Regions from separate parts of the Homo sapiens genome. Here region 2 is linked to region 1. Evidence: chromatin contacts called from ENCODE Hi-C data. All regions are on one chromosome and are shown on one strand. The core of a region is the stretch at or near the end of the contact, and the rest is flanking DNA. Distances in the headings are between cores, read along the strand shown. Region 1 overlaps HLF (HLF transcription factor, PAR bZIP family member). Region 2 holds the start of SMIM36 (small integral membrane protein 36).

Evidence for each region. A loop is a pair of places that touch in the nucleus more often than their neighbours do. Pooled maps may share reads with other maps.
Region 2: a loop to region 1 is called in a map of sigmoid colon, with 5 times the contacts of the local background. The contact joins the promoter of SMIM36 here to the enhancer-like site in region 1. A Hi-C loop is called at or near these places in 10 of 168 maps with a recorded cell type or tissue (CD4-positive, alpha-beta memory T cell, GM12878, HCT116 and 7 more), 14 of 37 single-sample maps with no recorded cell type and 19 of 50 pooled maps.

The regions. Positions count from the first base shown.
Region 1 is chr17:55,283,192-55,286,945 of GRCh38, forward strand. All of the region lies in intron 2 of HLF (HLF transcription factor, PAR bZIP family member), which reads left to right. Among named protein-coding and RNA genes, the nearest start is that of HLF, 20 kb to the left of the region's middle. RefSeq lists an enhancer at 911-3,347. Within about 2 kb of position 2,505, at least 24 of the 41 ENCODE cell types and tissues checked have a DNase peak (open chromatin) inside an H3K27ac peak, as active enhancers do; they include sigmoid colon and transverse colon, where a contact is called at or near this core.
Region 2 is chr17:55,509,614-55,513,367 of GRCh38, forward strand. It overlaps SMIM36 (small integral membrane protein 36), which reads right to left and starts at 1,839. Exons shown (of 5, transcript NM_001395421.2): 1 at 1,266-1,839. The coding sequence starts at 1,721. The coding sequence ends at 1,440.

The DNA.
Region 1 (3,754 bases), core at 1,255-3,754:
ACTTTTCTAGGAGGACAGTGGCCAGAGGGGGCCTTTGGCTGCTCCTCTAGGTGGCTGGAGTCAGGTTTGTAGGACCTGCCTGTGATAGTAGGTTTCATCTTGCAACTGGCTCTGATGGATTAGTAGGTGCCTGAGAAGTCATTTTGAAAGGGTCTGAGGCTCGGTCTGGGCTCAGTGAAGAGTTCTGTGATTAATTAGTGATGTCTGCCCTTGGCTTGGGTGGGGCAGTACTGGTGCCTGGTGTTTGCTGTCCTGCCAGAGCAGGTTTGGAAGATCCTTTAGTAGTTGTCCTTCTACTGGGCAGCAGATCAAGGACTCAGGCCGGTGTTGCTTCCGATGTCCTGGAAAAGTGTTTTCTGAGCCTCCAGCACATAATGTTTTACTCTCTGAAGGAGGCTTATTCTGATTAGCTTAACAGAGGGTATGGAAGAAAGGAAGTCTATTGATTCAGCTCCTTGGTCACGAGACAGGAATTGCAAGGTGGAGGGAAGCTGTAATTCCAACACGTAAGTCCATGGATACTCCAGTAAAGCACAGGCATAGGTGCCACTGATCCAGCAGAGGCAGCCACAAACCACAGGCCCTGGTAAGCTGCCTGTGGCCAGAGGTCATGGCTGCAGATTCCAGGGAAACTGCGTCCTCGGTAGGCAGTCAGCCGTACACTCCATACTTGCGATTCTTGATATTTGAAATCAAAATCAAAGTGCAGCCACTTTCTTTAAGGAAGCTTTGGAGAACTTGCCAGTCTGTTTAGGATTGAAGGTGATTCTCAGTTATCCATGCTAAAGGAACAGATAATCTGAAGTTTATTTCTCCTCAGCTGTGGAACGTGCTTTGCGTTTTTGTGCTGTTGATCTGCTTTCCTGGTAAGGTTTGAACTCTTCAGATTTTTCTTTCTATAAAGAACGGTTGAGGGGGAGTGTAGTGCTTTTTGCAGCTCCCCCAGTATGTTTCTAACATAGCCAGCCAAATGTCTCTGAGCCCTTCCAGCCTCCTAACTTTAAATCCATGAACTGCACCAGGGAAATAATCAACCAGTTGCAATTTGTTGAGCACTTACTGTGTGCTCCCTGGGATCCAGGTAACTGTGTGACAAGGACTTGATCCAAGAGTGTGTTGGGCAATAGGGTGAAGTGGGCTCCAGGTTAAACATTGGCTATAGGGATTTACAAAAGAGTTCACTGAGAGTGGGCCTGACTTCCTCTGCTACTGCTGTTTCCTGTTGTTTCCAGTAACTGCACTTGAGCTCTGCATACGGTTAACTTTCAATTATCCTGAGGCTGATTAACTGGTTTGCAGATTAACCAAGGTGAAGGCTCACCTGGGCCTGGGAGTCGCTCATCAACTCAGCTGCTCCATAATTAGCTGGTGATGGCTGATTGCCTGCCCCATGGTTGGGAAGCCTGGGCACTGGGCGACTGCAGGGGAGGGGGACCAAGGGATGACTTCTTCCAGGACCTTCTACTCTCTCCAACCAGAGGTGCCCTCTAGCCCTGTAAACTTCTGCATTCTCCAGCACAGTTCCTGAGAGGTTCAGAAGTTACCTGGGTCCTGGTGCTCTGCTCCTGCTACCTTTCAGCTCCTGCCCCCAACACCCTGTTCAAATTGGGAACAAGTTGACCACAGGGCACAGTGAATTTGAAAGTCCGGAGATTAAGTCATATGTTGAAAGAGGGCCCAGTGAGCAGGGGCCACTAATCCCCTTTCTTCCTCAACCTAGGAACCTCCTCCCTTCCCAAGATATAGATATATATAGATTGAGACCCTGAGCAATGGATCTCTTTTGAGGCCAGTGGAGACCAAGACCACTGAAGCAAGGAGTCAGGGACTGCCCACAACAGCAAAGCTCCCCAGAGTCCAGGCCACCCCATGGTGATTGTTTGGGTTCCCTGTGATTGCCTCCCATGGCTGCCCTCGTTCATAGAGAGTTGACTGCATTTGCCTGGGTCCCTGTGGGGTGAGAGTATGGAAGTATGTGTATTAGTCACACCTTACACCAGACCAGAAGATATACAGTTTAACCTAGGAGTCAAGCTCCTGCTATATTTGGAATGGTCTCAGTTTTGAGACGTGGTACCTTGGATCCCAGGTATATCCAAAGTCTTGAGAGTGTCCATTGAGGACTTTGGTCTGTAGCCACCAAGAAAGAGTAAACATTTGTGCAGGATCATGTTTGATGGGATTCCATGGATTGTTTTCATTTCTTAAGCAGCATTCCCCTGAGCCTTTGACATGTCTTTCCATCTCTGGCTGTGTTCTCACTTGCATTTGCCAGGCCTGCAATGCCTCTGCCTTGATACAACACAGTGTGCCAGCAGCTGCAGTCCCTTTTCAGCCAGGGCCATGGGTTTCCTTGGGTCCTTCTCTCTGGCTCACGTTTTCCAGGGCTGTTGGTGTGTACAGTCTAGAGATCACATTTTATTAACACAAAGAAATCTGCTTGGGCTGCCTGGCTCTTGCAGTCACGTGGAGAGAAATGTGTTCCTTTGGTCCTTCAGCCTGCAGCACTCTGTGCAAAATACAGCAGAGAGCTGGGCACTGGGCCAAGCTTACATTTCACTTCGGAACACACTTTCGCATCACTCCTTGGCAGAACATCCACGGTGGTGTCTATTTGGGGAGTAAGTTAGAGAAGTGTTGTTTGCCTCTTATGAGTGTCGAGAGATAGGACCTTTAGAAAATGTTTTACTTTTGCGCCTGTCTTCATCTTCTTCGCGGTGCCCAGGTACTGAGGTGATCCAGCTAAATGTGGCAGTGATGCCTGAGAGAAGCCCCTTCCTTCCTCGGGCCACCCTTTTCTCTTGCAAAATCAGTAAACAGAGCCAGGACTGCCTGGGACAGGGAAACTTAGGCCAAGGTAATAACATCAAAACCAAAGTCCTGGAACTCTTGAGTAAGCTAGTTACCCTCCCAGATAAAACAACTTTGTTGTCCAAATCTTCTTTCCAAAGATCTAAGACCTTTCTAATGTTGGTCCAAGGCCAGCCATGGAAGGAAGGAACTTCAGCAAGCCGCCTGGAATGGCAAACACTGTTAAAATAAACAAATGGACCTTTGCCATTTGGTTTTCCCTGACTTGTCTATTTTTATTTCTTTTCTCCCCCCACCCTTGTACTTTACCTCTCGATAGTACCCCCCTTTCTCCACCCCTACTCCCATTCTCATCTCACTTTTCTCAGGGGCCAAGCTGGCTGTTTTGCCTTCAGTAAAACAAATATCTAATTTCAAAAAGAGGAATTAGGAGAAAGAGGTGGTATAATTCATTTCTTGGGGTAATCTCGCTTCCCTCAGCTCCTCTATTGTCTGTTCTTGTAGGTGGCCACCTGAAGCTTGACTTGCTTTTGAAAATAAAGTTGGTTTTGGAATTTTAAACCTTCCTTAGGAAAGACTTGAATGGTTAGAAAACAAAGATTTATTGGAATAATAATGACGTTTCTTTTCTCAATGAAATAGACCCCTCTCATAACAAACGGTTGAAAATAAACTCTTTTTCCCCATCACACCAAGCCATAAATTCCATAAGGATTTCCCAGCGCCAAGCCTTATTCAGAGTCTTATATTTACTGCTTTGGAATGTTACTTTTGCCATCAGTATCATCCAGCCAAGCAACAACCAATCAAGACTTACAGAAACTTTTCCAGCTAGATGCATGTGCCAGGCTGCTTCTTCCTTCCATGATGGAAGGCCTCCCTTGTCATAGAGGATGCCCAAAATCTCAGGGACTGGGATACAGCCTCCTGCCAGTCTGTGGGT
Region 2 (3,754 bases), core at 589-3,088, 230 kb after region 1:
CTTCTGTTGGGCGGCAAAGATCATATGGCAGGGTCATGACACTCATTTCTCTTTATTTCCACACAGGTCCTGATGGAAAGAAGAGGTTCAGTAAATCTCAAAGTAAATACATACGTTTCTCTGAGCTCAGGGAAGGGAGGGTTAATAAAAATACACACAATGGAGATAATAATTCAAAAATTTTGGAAATAGACTAATGAACAGGGGAAAAAACATACCATTCAACATCAACAAAGAGAGTGAAGGGAGAGCAGGCAGTGTTCTGGGGACAGATACACCAAGCTGTGGGGTCTCAGAATTCTTTCAATGAGTTTTCAATAACTTTGTATTGGATCAGGCCGGATTTGAGGATTGGAGATTAAATTTTTTATGAGGCATATGGAAGGAAATATTATCAGTGATCATCATCATAGCTAACCCTGTGTGTCAAGAACTGTCTCAAGTGCTTTTGGTGAATTAACTCATTTAAATAGCCCCAAAAGCTTAGTGGTCCAATCACTATCCCTGAGACACAGAGGTGGCTCAACTTAACCATGGCCACACAGCTAGCAAGTAGAAGAGGCAGGATTTGAACCCAGGCTCCAAGCTTTGTTGTTTTAGTTGTATGCATTCCTTATTCTGTCTTGGAGTTGGGAATAGAACGTGAAGAGCTGGTAGGTACAGAAATAATAATGTTCTGAAGTCTGAACAAGTTCAATGGGGTTGCCTTGACTGGGTGCAGCAGCTCACATCTATAATCCCAGCATTTTGTGAGACTGAGGCAGGAGGATTGCTTGAGGCCAGGAGTTCAATACCAGCCTGGGCAACATAGTGAAACCCCATCTCTACAAAAAAAAGACAGGCGTGGTGTCATGACCTTAGAGTCCTAGCTACATGGGAGGCTGAAGTGGGAAGGTTGCTTGAGCCCAGTTCAAGGCTGCAGTGAGCTATGATCACGCTGCTGCACTTAAGCATGGGCAACAGAGCAAGACTCTGTCTCTTAAAGAAAAGAAAAATAACAACAAAAAACTGGTTGCCTTGGAAAGAAAGAATTTGCAAAGAATAGACTAGACTGGAGTTAGTCTCATTCCTTATCACACACACGCACGTGCACGTGCACACACACACACACACAATATTGCATCCTTTCTCAAAAGTCATTCTCTCCTGTGAGTTGCAAGGACAGCAACATCAGAAATGTACCAGTAACCAACTTCATTATACTACAGCATTGCTGACAGTTTGCATTTGGAGAATTTGACTAAAGACCACTTTGGGCTTCTTACCTTAAACAGTTACTTTTGTCACAAAGAAGGTGACGAGAAAACAGCAAGTAAGACAGAGCTCTCACTTCCTTCATCAAGCGGGATACATGTGCTGAGAGAATTGGAGCCACGATAGGGAGCAGTTTGTCTCTATGGAAAGTCTAGTGGTCTCTCCCCAGTGTCCCTTAGCCAGCCTCATACCATGGTGCTTTTCTTTCCTAGTGGAGCAGGATCCCCCAAAGAAAGGCCAGGCCCCTTTGGCCAGTGGGGCCCAGCGACACTTGGGTGCATCACCACCAACCGGATGGAGGGCTGGGCCTCGAGAGTGGCCTCGGGCGCGTACTCCTTACTGGGATCCTTGCCTCGGCAGTCGTATAGCACGCAGGAGATGAGGAAGACCAGGAGCAAGATGACGTAGCTCGCAACTAGGATGATCAGGTTCAAGGTAACAGGGTCGATCTCCAAGTAGAATTCCATCACTTCTCCCACGGTGGAGAAGTGGGTCTAGAGAAAGGCAATTGGGGTCAGTTTGGGCATTGCAGAGAGCAGATCTTAGAGCATCGGAATAGCTACATTGGCTCTGGAGTAAAAATACATTAATCCCTACTGCTCCAGGAGACCTCGAGGATTAAAGCTGCTCGGTTTAATAACTTAAGCTTGCTGTTAATACCACAGCCACCAAAACACAGAAGCTGTCTGTCATCAGTTCGCCTACACAGAGAGAGAAAGAGAGAGAGAGAGATGGCTCATGAGTTACTGGATCATGGTATATAAGTAGAGCATTCACATAATTCAGCATCCACACAGGCAGTTTGGTGAGCAAAAGTAAGTGTTGTTAATAAGCACTCCATGATGACAGCTAAAAATTGGATTGTCCTGGACAATTGTGCTGTCTTTGTATAAGGGATGTTTAGTGCCATGTATGGAGTGATTTGGAAGATTAGGTCAGTAGGCTTTGGAAGTAAATGTGATTCTTCAACAAGAAGAAGATACTAGTGCCTGATATTTTCACCCTTTCTTCATTTGTTGCCATGTTTCTCATTAGTTAATTCAAAACTACTTTTTGAGTACTTACTTCCTGTGTTTCAGACACTACACTAAGCAAAGGGGATATGGCAGTGATAAGACAGAGAAGCAGGTAGTCTAGCAGGAAAGATAGCCTTTAAACAGATAATTGCACAATTCGCCATTTAAGAACAGTGGAAATCAGTTTATAAGGGACAAATAGAGGGTAAGAGGACAGCGTGTCCCAGTGTGGGTCAAAAAAGCTTCCATGCAGAAGCAACATTTAACCTATGACCTGAAGGATAAGTAGAATTTAGCTAAGTGAGAAGAGACAGGGAAGATTCTTCTAGCCACAAAGAACTGCATATGTGAAGACCCGAAGAGAAAGGAGCCTGGAAAATTGCAAGCACTGAAACAAGGGCAGTGTGACTGGAGCATAAAGAGAATGGGAGCACAAGGTGGGAGAGGTAGACAGGGGCCAGAAGGCACAGGCACTTGTGGGCCATACTCAGGACTTTAGATATGATCCTAGAGCAATGGGATGCCATTGAATGCTTTTGCACAGGGGAGTGACACTACTGAATTTGCATTTTAAAGAGATTCCCAAAGGCTGCCTCAAGGATGCAGAAAAACAAGCAAATTGAGAGGAAGATCAGATACTGATCGGATTACAGTTATTCCTTGATGTACAAATCACTGTCCTGCCTCAGTTGTAGCCTGGTCCCAATAGTCCCGCATAGGCTACTTCATGGGCATGTGCCCTGTGCAGCTGCACAACGTTCCATTCTCAGAAAGAGCTCACACTTGGTTTAATGCTCTGCTGTTGCCATCTTGAAATTCTTAACTTTTCAACTTTGCACTGGGACCCACAAATTACGTATCTGGTCTTGGTCTCATATATGTATTTTTGGCCAGCTAGGGCATCAGTAGCCTTTTCTCCAATAGCTAATAGGACTTTTTGGATACTCCTAGTTAAAAGCTGAAGTTCCCAAAGGTCTGCTGGTTTCTTAGTGTTAAGCTTCAATGGGCTAGTGTCTTCCTGTCAGCCTCCTTTATACTGAGCTTCCATGGGAACCTGAGCATTTGAAGATGTTGTAGTATGGGGTTCTTATGCATCTGGAGACGTTTTTCCAAATAATATCGTCCATGATTCTATGGTCCTGGACTAACTTATGGAATTATAATCCAGAAGATGCATGATTCTGAAACACCATAGATTTAGGGTCAGCCTTATTGGAATCTATTGGGTCTCTTTTGAATACAGATACCTGGATCAACCCTAGATCTACTGAGTTAGAATCTTTGGGACTAGAGTCTGGGGATCTGTATTAATAAAAATCTTCATGGATAATTTTGATCTGCAACCAGGATGGAGAATCATGGCTATAAAAGTAGAAAAAAAGGACGTGAAGAAAATGGGCCAATATGCGGTCACCAGGGCTTTGGTGATCTGTGAAGAGCTATTCCAGGGGGCATTCAACACAGAATTCAACACTGTCCAAGGT